3 separate regions of the Homo sapiens genome follow, and all the other regions are linked to region 3. A link is a contact called in ENCODE Hi-C or POLR2A ChIA-PET data. All regions are on one chromosome and are shown on one strand. Each heading gives the region's core, a stretch centred on a gene start or an enhancer-like site at or near the end of the contact. The rest is flanking DNA. Distances are from core to core; before and after follow the strand shown.

Evidence for each region. A loop is a pair of places that touch in the nucleus more often than their neighbours do. ChIA-PET counts read pairs that join two places held with the same protein, here RNA polymerase II (POLR2A). Pooled maps may share reads with other maps.
Region 1: a pooled map shows a loop between it and region 3 (3-fold over the local background). The contact joins two enhancer-like sites. A Hi-C loop is called at or near these places in 6 of 50 pooled maps. POLR2A ChIA-PET finds 5 or more read pairs at or near these places in 2 of 52 experiments (BJ and T-cell).
Region 2: a loop to region 3 is called in a map of lower leg skin, with 20 times the contacts of the local background. The contact joins two enhancer-like sites. A Hi-C loop is called at or near these places in 1 of 168 maps with a recorded cell type or tissue (lower leg skin). POLR2A ChIA-PET finds 5 or more read pairs at or near these places in 1 of 52 experiments (OCI-LY7).

Annotation. Positions count from the first base shown.
Region 1 is chr5:82,349,701-82,353,658 of GRCh38, reverse strand. No RefSeq gene overlaps it. Among named protein-coding and RNA genes, the nearest start is that of RPS23, 73 kb to the right of the region's middle. RefSeq lists an enhancer at 166-1,365. Within about 2 kb of position 1,281, at least 3 of the 41 ENCODE cell types and tissues checked have a DNase peak (open chromatin) inside an H3K27ac peak, as active enhancers do.
Region 2 is chr5:80,464,620-80,468,885 of GRCh38, reverse strand. The region is part of intron 15 of ZFYVE16 (zinc finger FYVE-type containing 16); the gene reads right to left. Among named protein-coding and RNA genes, the nearest start is that of FAM151B-DT, 21 kb to the left of the region's middle. Within about 2 kb of position 2,150, at least 2 of the 41 ENCODE cell types and tissues checked have a DNase peak (open chromatin) inside an H3K27ac peak, as active enhancers do.
Region 3 is chr5:81,425,290-81,429,261 of GRCh38, reverse strand. SSBP2 (single stranded DNA binding protein 2) reads left to right here. Exons shown (of 17, transcript NM_001256732.3): 16 at 579-677. Among named protein-coding and RNA genes, the nearest start is that of ACOT12, 33 kb to the right of the region's middle. Within about 2 kb of position 2,446, at least 2 of the 41 ENCODE cell types and tissues checked have a DNase peak (open chromatin) inside an H3K27ac peak, as active enhancers do.

The DNA of each region.
Region 1 (3,958 bases), core at 32-2,531, 930 kb before region 3:
CACTTCTAAATCTCAGCCACTCACCTAATTTTCTGTCTTGTAAGCAAGGCTTCAAAAGAAGGCTAGGTTACTGAGAGATGTGCACAATCCTTGAAAATTGCAGAAAGAAAGAACATATGCACTTTATAACATTCTCTTCAGTAGGGAATGTTCTGTGTTCCAGTAGTACCAACTTCAGGAGCTCCAGGATATCCACTGTGAAAACACAGGCAACCCTACTGGCCACTGGTCTTCCTTTGACCAGATAAGAGGTCACTCCTTTGGAATGGGTTATACCAGTAGGCTCTAGCCACATTGCCTTACATATACTCTACCCTTCAACCCTGTGGTAAGCACCTTTTAAAAGAGCTAAAAGCAATTAAAAAATATACCAAAGGCATCAAGGTGAATTATCAGACTACTGTCCCCTGATGAAAAATAATAACAACAACAGATGATGGCTTTCAAACAAGCTGAGAAAATGGACTTTATTTTTCTAGAAGTATTTCTTTATTTTTTTCCTAGTCCCAATGCACTTCGTACTTCTCTATTTATCATGCACTTCGTACTTCTCTATTTATCATGCACTTCGTAACTGCCTCAACATATCTGGCCCTTCTATCAACTGACGAACTTCTTGAGAACCCTGCCCTATTCTTCCTATTCATCCTCATATTTATAGAGCCTTCAGTGTAAGAGGAAATTAATAGACTCTCAATAAATGTTTGATGGACAGATAAATGTAGGAAAAATTAATGTACATCAGAGTGCAACAGGAACTAATATCCAAAATCCTTGAGATAAAAATGAAAGACCATCAAAGTAAAAATTTCCGATAGCTAATCATCCAAACATTAAAAGAGGACTTCATTGTTCTCCAGATGTCATCAGTGATTCATTACAAATAATTACATGCGTGTTCTAAATAATGGAATGTTGAAATGTACACTTGTCATCACCGGCACTATCAAACATGTTGGACACGCCCAAAATAGCTACAGTCCATATGACCAGGAAGAGAGTCACATCAAGGACTCCAGAGGTGATAATATCAGTGTCCCAGTAAAGTCTGGAAGTCATCGTCTTGAACAGGAAGCCTTAAGGAAGTTGAGGGCAGTTTGTTCACTTGACCCCAGAGTTGGGTTACACACCCACAGCACTTACTGAGGGGCAGGAAGTTGGAAGAGGACCTGGGGTCAGACCTCTGCAATGGTGTGAAGTAGATGAAGTTTGTCTTCACCTCCTCTTTCATTGCCCTCCTCATCTCCCCACCAACCCTGATCTGTCATCCTTCGTAATCACAATGGCAAAGGCCCAACGGAGTCACTCATACTATCGTATAAATAACTCATTATGATTGTATAAATTAGGCTTCCACAGCATTTGCCTTTTTAGTAGAAGCAGTGCTGTTATTCTGTGTAATAGCAGAATTTCTACCATCAAAATAGCAAGGGACATATTTGAGGGATGATGGTCAGTGCCAGCTTGAAGTTGAGTAGGCAGCTACCCACTGAAGCAGCTATATGCATTTTTTAATTTTTAGAAATTTAAGATTCAGGCCTTGGATCTCTTGTGACTATGTGACTGACTATTCATGTTGGAAAAATAAACATTTCCACCTCCTAGAGTGGCTGATAGCAAGAGGGTATGAGGCTTCAGATGTTGATCCGTGATTCTCTAGAGACCTCTAGTGGTCAGAAGAGGAACTCACATTTGTTATGAACAGAAAGATGAGGGAATGCTGACCGGTGAAAAATGAAGGCCTACAATCTGGTGATTGCCATTAAAGAAACATTTGGAACTTTCAGTAATGGAAGGTTTGAGTCATTTACTTTTCCATCTACTTTTTCTCTCTCTCCTTTCTCTTCTGTATCCATGCTACAATCTCATTTGCCTTAATGCCTTGGAAGGCACTTGTCCTTACTGTCCTTATTATCCATTTTCATTGCTTTATCTGGGTCGTCCACACAAAGAAACCAACTTGCCCTTCACAGGATCCATATTTCCCTCATGCAATCCATGGGCTCCTACATCTTCCTTCACCCTTGGCAGCTCTTGGTCTTGTTACTCATACCTACATGTGCTCCCAGATAAGTACAGGAATAGGCTTATCTTCACCCTTATTCTGCCAGGAGAGTGTTTCTTATTCTGCCATTGAGATGGACTGTCCCAAGGGATTAAATTTTAAGAGGTGGATTACAGTTACTGCTGGTTTGTTGGTTCGCTGTGAAGCTCAGGAAACAGAAACAGCCAAGTTTCCAAGATATATATTTAACAGGAGAAGAGTCAAAAAAAAGATTTAAAATGCCAAACTTTACAGGAAATTCAGAGACAACCCTTCCCAACAAATAAAAATCATCCCCACAGATTTGTGGTAGAAGCAATATAAGTAACTATGTTAGCCTGAAGCCTTTATAGGTAGACTTTTCAGCTGCTCTCTTTTGTTTACCTATCCCAATTTTTATTATACAACTACTAAAATTATATAGATATATACATCATATATTAAGATATATACTCACCAACGTGTAAAAGAAGGGCATTCTTCTAAAATTAGATTGCAGCTCTTCCTGGCTTTGAAGTAATCACACCCCAGTAATAGAAAGAGGTAGAACATATCAACAGGAATGGGGTGTGGGCTGCCAGTTCATCATCTGTCAATCTTACCTGAGATCCTGCTTTGCCTTAAGATTCAATTCCAAGACCATGAATAGATGTTTATGATTTTTTTTAATGCCCACTGCGGATGAAGCCTTTCTTCCTTTTTCTGAGAGGTCTGAATTTGAGAGACAGCGTGGGTCAGGCCAATGATAGAAGCAACAGACCCCAAAGGACCTCCTCAATCTGGACCCACACTTAGACAGTGTCTTCTCAGTTACAGGAGCATAGGACTTCCTATAACCCTATCAAATTAATGATTGGTCCAAAAAATCAACAGAAACATAGTTATAAATGGCTAATTAATAGGGAGTTGTGTCCTAGTAGTTTATGGCCTCGGAGAGCTTTTTAAGCAAAGGGTTAAGTGGGGGGGAAAAGGAGCAGGAAACCAACCTTACTTTGGTTGGCTCCCTTAGCTCACCTCAACTTGGAAAGAGCAGAGCCGAGTGAACAACATTTGACAATATTTCTGTGGCATTATCAAAATCCAGGGCCATAATCTTGATATAAAAGCAAGCTAGTTTCTCTGACACGAGTATTTGGTTATAACAGGGTGAGGTTCATTATTAAAAACCACCCATTTGTTAATCACTAAAATATTCATTGAATGCCTAATATATGAAGGCTATCACACTGAGTTTGCAAAAAATTTTGGTTTTATACTGCTTCCATTTTCCAAAACCATAAGAATGTGTTTATGTGTAGAAAATAAAAATTTAATGGTATTTGAAGAGCTGATACCATAATCCCTCTTAGGAAAGAAACCTTTCTTTGGCTACAGTGCTGTGGGAGAAAGTGAGCCCCTGAAGGTCTGAGGGTCGTAAGAACAAAATAGTAAGGCAAGGGCTGTGCTGTTCTCCCACTTCTCCACGGGAGGACATGAGAGGCCTCCGGTGTTGCTCCAGGGTGAAGGAGGAGAAGGAGAGAGATGAAGAGCCAAACAAGTGAGGCAGCGTGAGGATGGGAAGTATGTACGGCCAGGAAGTCAAGGAAGAATCCAAAAGTGGTGAGCTGACTGACTTTTAAGGAAAAAAGGTGGTCAAAAATAAGGATTGCTTTAAAAACAAGAACTGAAGAGTCAGCAAGGCTCGGATCTCTGCAGCAAAGCCTCCCCTAACTCTCCACCATCCACCCAGTGCCCCTCTCAGTCCAGAGAGTGGCGCCACCTACAGGGTTGTTCCCAGAGACCATTGCTTCTGACTCATTGCTCCAAACCCTTTCAGGCCCTGCCAACCCAGCCCATGCCAATTGCTCAAGTCTTTAGAAATGCATAAAAGAAATAAGCAATTTGGTAAATTAGTAAATTCTTCTAATTCAGCAA
Region 2 (4,266 bases), core at 901-3,400, 960 kb after region 3:
GCATAAGAATTGCAAAGAAAAAAGCAAAATTACACTATTTCAGCTACACAGAAAAGTCTAAAAGAATCGACAGATAAATTATTATAAATAAGAGTATATAATGTGGCTGGATGTAAGTTTTAAAATGCAGAGATAAATGTATTTCTATATACCAGAAACAGATTACAATTTTAATTTAATAAGATACCATTTACATCGGCAATAAAATCTATAAGGTAAAGGAATAAATCAAGAAAATATATACAAGGCCTAAACCAAAAATCATAAAGTCATGTACCACAAAACAACATTTCAGTCAATGAGGGATCACATATACAACAGCAGTCCCATAAGATTATAGTACAGTATTTTTTACTGTGCGTTTTCTGTGTTTAGATATACTTAGATACACAAATGCCATCATATTATAACTGTCTACCATATTCAGAATGGTAACATGCTGTACAGGTTTACAGACTAGGAGCAATTGGCTATACCATATAGCCTAGGTATGCACTAGGCTATACTATTTAGGTTTGTGTAAGTGCACTCTATGAAGTTTGCACAATGACAAGATTGCCTAATGAAACATTTCTCAGAATGTATCCCCATCACTAAGCAACACATAACTGTAGATTTAAAATAAGTGAGGGTGTACTATATGAATAGGAACACTGAAAATGGAAAATGTGCCAATTTTCTCAAAATTAAGCTAATGATTTAATGCAACCCCAGATAAAAATTCCCATGGACCTTTTGTAAACCTGACAAGTTGATCCTAAAACGAACATGAAAAAATCAAAGGACTTACACTGGCCATGGCACTACTGAAAAGAAGAATAAAGCATATGGGTGCCATCAACCTCCTGAGTAGCTTGGGGTACAGGTGCATGCCACCATGAAGTTTTCATTTTAATTGTTGTAATTTTGAACTCCAGAATTTATATATATTTTTTTCTTATAATTTGATCATTTCTATTGCTTCACTGATATTCTGTTTGGTTGGACATCATTCTCATGCTTTCCTTTGGTTCTTTAGACATAGTTTCCTTTAGTTCTCTGAACATATTTTAAATAATTGATTTATACCCTTTGTCTTGTAAGTGTAATGTCTTTGTTTCCTTAGGGACAGTTCCTGTTACTTGCTTTTCCCTTCAGGTATAGACCACATTTTCCTGTTTCTTTGCATGTCTGGCAATTTTATGTTGAAAATGAGACATTTTAAATAATTAATGAGGCAACTCTGGAAATCAGATTTTGTCTTCTTCACAGAGTTTGTTTTTGTTGCTGTTTGTTGTTATGTGGCTTTTTTGAACTAATTCTGTAAAATCTGCATTCTTTGTCATACATATGTAGTCACTAAAGTCTCTGCTGAGTTAGCTTATTAGCTGTCTAATTATTGAACTGAGATATCCTTAAATGCCTGAAACTAATAACTATCCTAGTCTTTGCTGGAAGCTTTATGTGCTTGTTCGGGCATGCCTTCAACATTCAAGTCAGGCAGTGGACACCTCTATCTTGGCTATCACTTCCTGCTTGTGCAGAGGCTCAAGGTCAATCTGAGGTGGACACATAGGACCTTCCCAGGTCTTTCCTGGGCATTTGTACATCCTTGTATTTGCAACTTGCATGTGACCCCTTACCGACAAAGCATTCCCCAGCTTTTCCTTTTAACCTTTAGATTTGCCTGTTGTTTGCCTCAATTGTATTCCATAGCTAGAGGCTGGTTAAATACTTGCTGTATGCATAATCATTCCATTTCGACAAACACTCCCTGAGAAAAGATTTTTCCCACTGGGTAAGCTTAGAGTCAGGAAAAGTAAAACAGCCTTGTAAGTAGGGTCTTCCAGGGAACCACCTGAGAAGTCAAATAATGACAACTGTCTGATAGTAAGTTTTTGAAGGAGCTCCAACCCCTTACTGCCCCCACCACTGGCTATAAGCCTGCTGGTTTTCAAGGCTTCTGCTGTGCTGGAGATGAGAGGATAGGTATAGGGCAAGTTAAAATAACAGCTTGCTATTCTTATCAAGATTCAGTCATTTTTCTTTAATAAACCATACCCAATTGCTATAAACTTTTGGCTAATTTCCAGAGTTCTGAAAGAGTTGCTTCTGATTCTTTGCCAGTTTCCTCATTCCTTATATGGGGCAGAGTATTTTTTGAGGTTTTCAGTGTCGCAACTTTCACTAATGTCATCCTCCACAGTATCTCAGTTACACAGCTTTATAGGAAACCCTTTTATCCAAAGAAATAGGAAAATATGGCCTGTATATGAAGGGAAAAGCAAGTAACAGGGACTGTCCCTAAGGAAACAAAGACATTACACTTACTAGACAAAGGGTATAAATCAATTATTTTAAATATGTTCACAGAACTAAAGGAACTATGTCTAAAGAATCAAAGTATGAGAATGATGTCTAACCAAACAGAGAATATCAATGAAATGATAGAAATTACAAAATTGTAAGAAAAAAATACAAATTCTGGAGTTCAAAATTACAATTAAAATGAAAACTTCACTAGTGGAGCTCAACAACAGATTTGACTAGGCAGAAGAATTTGTGAATTTGAAAACAGACCAACTAAGACTACCCAGTCTGATGAACAGAAAGAAAAAAGAAGAAAAATGAACAGACCCTCAGAGACGTGTGGGTATATCATCAAGAATACCAACATATGTGGATGGGCAGAGTGGCTCATGCCTGTAACCCCAGCACTTTGGGAGGTTGAGGCAGGTGGATCCCATGAGTTCAGGAGTTCGAGACCAGCCTGGCCAACATGGTGAAACCCTGTCTCTACTAAAAGTACAAAAAATTAGCTGGGCGTGGTGGTGGGTGCCTGTAATCCCAGCTAACAGGAAGCTGAGGCAAGAGAATCTCTTGAACCCAGGAGGTGGAGGTTGCAGTAAGTCAGGATCACGCCATTGCACTCAAGCTTGGGCAATAACTGGGAAACTCCATCTCAAAAAAAAAAAAAGAATACCAATATATGCATAATGAAAAACACTAATCTGAACATCTAAGAATCACAGAGAATTCCAAGTATACTATAAACTCAAAGGGATCCACCCCTAAACACATCATAGTCAAACTGTGAATGACAAAGAGTGTCATGAAAGCAGCAATAAAGCAAATCATCACATACAAAGGATTTCAAATAAAATTAACTGCTGACTTCTTAATCAGAAACTATGTAGAGGCCAGGCACAGTGGCTCATGCCTATAATTAAAACACTTTGGGAGGGCGAGGCAGGAGGAATGCTTGAGCCCAGGAGTTTCAGACCAGCCTGGGCAACACAGTGAGACCCTGTCTCTACAAAAAATAGAAAAAAAATTAGCCAAACCTGGTGGTACATGTCTGTAGTTCCAGCTACTCAGGAGGCTGAGATGGGAGGGTCGTTTGAACCCAAGAGTCAAGGCTGTAGTGAGCTGTGATTATGCCACTGCACTCCAGCCAGGGTGACAAAGCTAAATCCTGTCTCAAAAAAAAAAAAAAAAAAAAAAAACAAAGAAAAGGAAAAAAAAAGAAACCATGGAGGCCAGAAGACAGTGGAATGACATATTCAAAGTGCTAAATGAAAAATATTGTTAACCAGAAAGTTTATGTCCAGCAAAACTCTCCTTCAAAAATGAAGGAGAAATTAGCACATTCCCAGATAAACAAAAACAGAGAAAATATGTTGCTGGCACACTTCAAGTACAAGAAATACTAAAGGAAGTCCCTCACACTTAAATAAAAGGATGCTAGACTGTAACTTGAATGCACATGAATAAGAGAATAGGTAAGGTAACTACATAGGTTAATATATAAGAACATAAATGTATTTTGGGTTGTAACTCTTTCCTCTTCTCATTTAAAAAACATCTGCATAAATCAATAATTATAAATCAGTGTTGATGGGCACATAATGTATAAACATGTAATTTGTATGGCAATAATGACACAAAGGAGTAGAGAGGAAACGATAAACAGGAGTAAAGTTTTTATATACTATGGAAATTAGATTGGTATTTATCTGAATTATATTGTTAAACATTTTGGTATTAACTGTAATGTCTATGGCAACAACTAAGAAATAACTAAAAAAATACATATTAAAAGAAGTGACAAGTGAATTAAAATGGTACACTAGAAAATATCTAACACAAAAAAACACAGTAGGGAAGGAACAGAGAAACAAAATATAATTGACAAAACTTTACAAGAGTAACCAAGAAAAAAGAAGATTCAAATTACTAAAATCAGCAATTCATGAGGGGACATTACTACCAACCTCACAGAAATAA
Region 3 (3,972 bases), core at 1,197-3,696:
CTCTAAGAGTACATAATAAATTCTCAAGTCCTAAGGTGTCTCTTGTTCTTAAGTACAGTTGTTAGCTATCTTTCTTTTTTCCTTAAAGTTCATGTAAAAATGGTTGAAATAGTGTTATCTGTATACTGCATGTAGAATTAAAAGGAAATGTTTATTAAAACAGTGACCTTTCAAAGTTTGGTTAGTGAAATGACTAAGGGAGTTATTGTTCCATCTTGCCTTATCAGTGGGTAGGATCTCTTCATCATGCCCCTGCTGGGAATGTTTTAAACTCTCCAGTGTTTTAGGAACTCTATAAGCTGAGGGTGGGAAATTGAATAAATATTGATTCTGAAGCTAAGAAAATAGTTGTGGTAGGTTATTGGGGGTTTTTTTATTTTTTTTTAAATTTTCATTTGGGAAGGCATTAGTACTTGTCAAAGTGCAAAGAATGAAATAGAATACATGGTAGAAGTCTAAGATTAAAATTAGAAGTATGCTTTGTCCTTAGGGATGCTGTTTCAATATTCGAAACAGTACAGTGCAAGAGGGAAATTAAAATTTTCAACAATGCCTTGTTTTCTAAATCTTGTTTACAGAATTCTCCCAATAATATGAGCCTGAGTAATCAACCGGGCACTCCAAGGGATGATGGCGAAATGGGGGGAAATTTCTTAAATCCTTTTCAGAGTGAGAGTGTAAGTATTCCCTTGACTATATTATACTCAAATTTTATTTCTGAAGCTCTTCTGCTAGAATAAATGCATAAAGCCACTTTTACTGCTGTTTATCTAGAGTTCAACAGGTTTATCTTTTAGATAAGAGAAACTTTAAGTGGAATATCTTTGAAAATAATTTTTAAAACAAACTTTTTCTTTTTTATTCTGTGTACATAGTTAGAAAAACCATAATAATAGTTTTCTCATTGAGAACCTCCACTGTAAAGGAACAAACTGGAAACAGGTTGCCTATTTGATACTTTTTATAAGTTTTCATGCTACTAAAATGTCTCAGGTTGCTGCAAAACTAGGTGTGTTTCAGTGCTGTCCTCAAAATCTAAAAAGTCTGTTCTTACTTTATATAGTAGACCTCACTGGACTGAAGGCCAAATTGGCGGTCTGTTAACCTGAGCTGAATACCCAAGTCACTGCTTGCGTGTGATTGTACTGTTACACAAAAGTTCATTCCATATCTCCATAGAAGTAGACAGAACCAAAAAGAGAAGCAATAAAATTCATTCATTTAACAAGCAATTACTGAGCACTTACCACATGCCAAGGCAATATGCTAGGTATTGGAGAGACCAAAAAGACAAAATGGTGCCTTTTCTCAAGGAGTTCTATGTAATATAATGATTTTTTACATTAATATTTCACATTAGAAACCCCAATGGAATTTTTTAAAATACAGTTTCCCAGAACTCTCCCTAGACTTAGTGAATCAGAATTTCCAGGAGTGGAGCTGGGCATACTTGAATGTGGAAAAGCTTTGTTGCTGATGCTGGTGTACATTCTCTGCTAAGAACCACTGAACTGGAATGTAGCATAAAAGATTTCAAAACCCAAATGAATTTCATCTTCACAGGATTCATAGCATCCTTAAAATTTCTTACGGAGGACCTACCAAACTGCAGTCAGAATCATGAGAGAGACTACCCTCATTTTGCCCAACTCAGCATTTACCAGAGGTGATACCATCAGAATTTGAAGCACTGGCTAATAGCACGTCTACCTTTATACAGAGTGGCTGTTCCATTCCCAAAACAGAATACAAGATTGAGTGCTCTGTGGATTCTTGTAGTTCTGATATCCACATGGGACCTTTGCAGGGGACAAGACATCCCCTGTTTTTAGAGTTCGTTTCTGTTAAAATTATGCTGATCTGTAGTTTACTTGCAGGCAATATATGATTAGTGAGGACAAATAATTTTTTATGTGTAACAGTTTACAGTTGAAAAAAAAATTTAGCCTGTCAGTGTTAAGGAAAAACATGAGAAGCTACATAATTTAAGTCATAATGCTTAAGATTATGGGAATTATTTTTTAGATCCTGGTTCTTTGAGTGGTTTGCTTCAAAACTATGGACAAATTAATTTTTCTATGTTCACTTTTATCTAATTAAAGACATTTATTTCCTTTTCGAGTAATTTTACCAGCAATAAAGTGGTATAATTCAGTGAGGTATTTGATAATTCAATTCAGTTTAACATTTATTGAGCCTATTATATGCAAAGCATCAGGTTAAGACCAAGGTATTCTGAAATAAATATAACACCTACTTTCAAAGAGTGCAACCCAATAGGAAAAACAGATGTTGATATAACTAAAACGTGTCAGATTAATGAGTGCTGTAATGTATATATAAGCCATGTATTTTAAAAGTCAGAGGAAATGATTAATTTGGAGTTGGAAAAAAACTTTTTTAAAAAGCTTCCACATGACTTTCACTTATGGGCAGTGACAAGAGGAACTCTTCCCTCTACTTCCTTCCCAGATTTGTCATTAGTGACTGCTGTCTTAACAGTTGGAAGAGGGGTACCAATTCAGAACTGGCATCAGAAAGCTCTTCACTGGGGCAAAGATTCAGATATGCCAGGATGTGGAGAACTTCCTTGCACAGAATAAGCCCCAGCTTCTCCCTTCAATCCCTAATGGACTATGCACATGGCAAACAACAGATTCTTCTGTGAATATGTGCATTTAGAAACGAGAGCAGCTGGAACAAGGCTTCTTCCACCCCTAACTTCTGGCTCACCCTCCCTGCCCCTGAACTTAAGCGGGTTCAATGCTAGACTGCCAGCAGAGTTAACAGCAAACAGAAGTTCCCTGCTTTCTCTTCCCTCCTTGTCTCCTGTCCCCACCAGAAATGTTGTAAAAGGAAAAATAATTTGATGGTGGACTGAGAAACTGCACCACCACCCTGGAGGGTAGTACAGCCTTGGAAGCAGGTACACACTGGCTTCTCCATTCTTCTGTCTCCTGAGAAGAAGGGACTTGTTATGAATGATATCATTGTTATGTGTGGCTTTCTTTGTCATATTACTATACATTTTTGTTTAGATCTTTTTATAAAATCAAGCAATAAGAGGAGAGAGGAAGAAAGACAAAAGAGATTTGGTGCTGACAAATGTAAGGCTTTGAAGAAGTAAATAAGCTAGTTATCCCCAATAAGTTAGCTTTGCTATAATCAAGGAAAAGCAGAACTCTTAATGAATTCAAAAAGAAAACATTGTTCAATAAATGAACATGCAAGTTCTAGTGTTTAATACACATAACTCTGAAAGCACATATTTTTGAGCAGTCTGCCTTTTAAGGATCTGTCAGGTTTTATCTTGAAGTTAAATCACAGAAGGAGGCCTGGGAAGGGAGCAAGTATCTATTGAGTACTCTTTATGTACTAGATACTATCCTAGTCTCTTCACACTCACACATGCTGCTTCATTCAATTAATATAGAAACAAAAATGCCCAGCCCAAAGTCATAAACCTTGCGGTGCCAACATGCTTGACAAAACAAAATGCGAATCAAAAAATGTTTCACTGCTGAGGTTTTTTTTTTTTAAGATCACAACCAAGACCCTTTATTTCAAGAAACAAAGATGCCCCCTAGTGTTCAAACTGTAAAATGTTTGTTTTGGAAAGTATAGACTACAAAAAGCCTTAGTTCAAAAAAAATAGTTTTTCATGCTTCTCAAGTGAAGAAAGTAGCTGGTCTGGTCTTATTTCCTGAATTAATTTAGCAAAATATTTTCCCATGGCACTGAAATATAATCAATTGAGTAAACATGATATTAAAATAATGGCATCAAATAGGAATTACAAACAAGATGGTAGATTATCTCTCATTCCCTTACCCCCTTTGTCATTTTCTGCTATTGTAAAGAAATCACATCAGCCCCAATTTTTTAATGTAATCATAAATACTAAATTTATTTCAATTTATGTCACTTTTGTTTAGCTCAGGGTAGAGGAACTGTTCTTTATTTCTCTCTAAG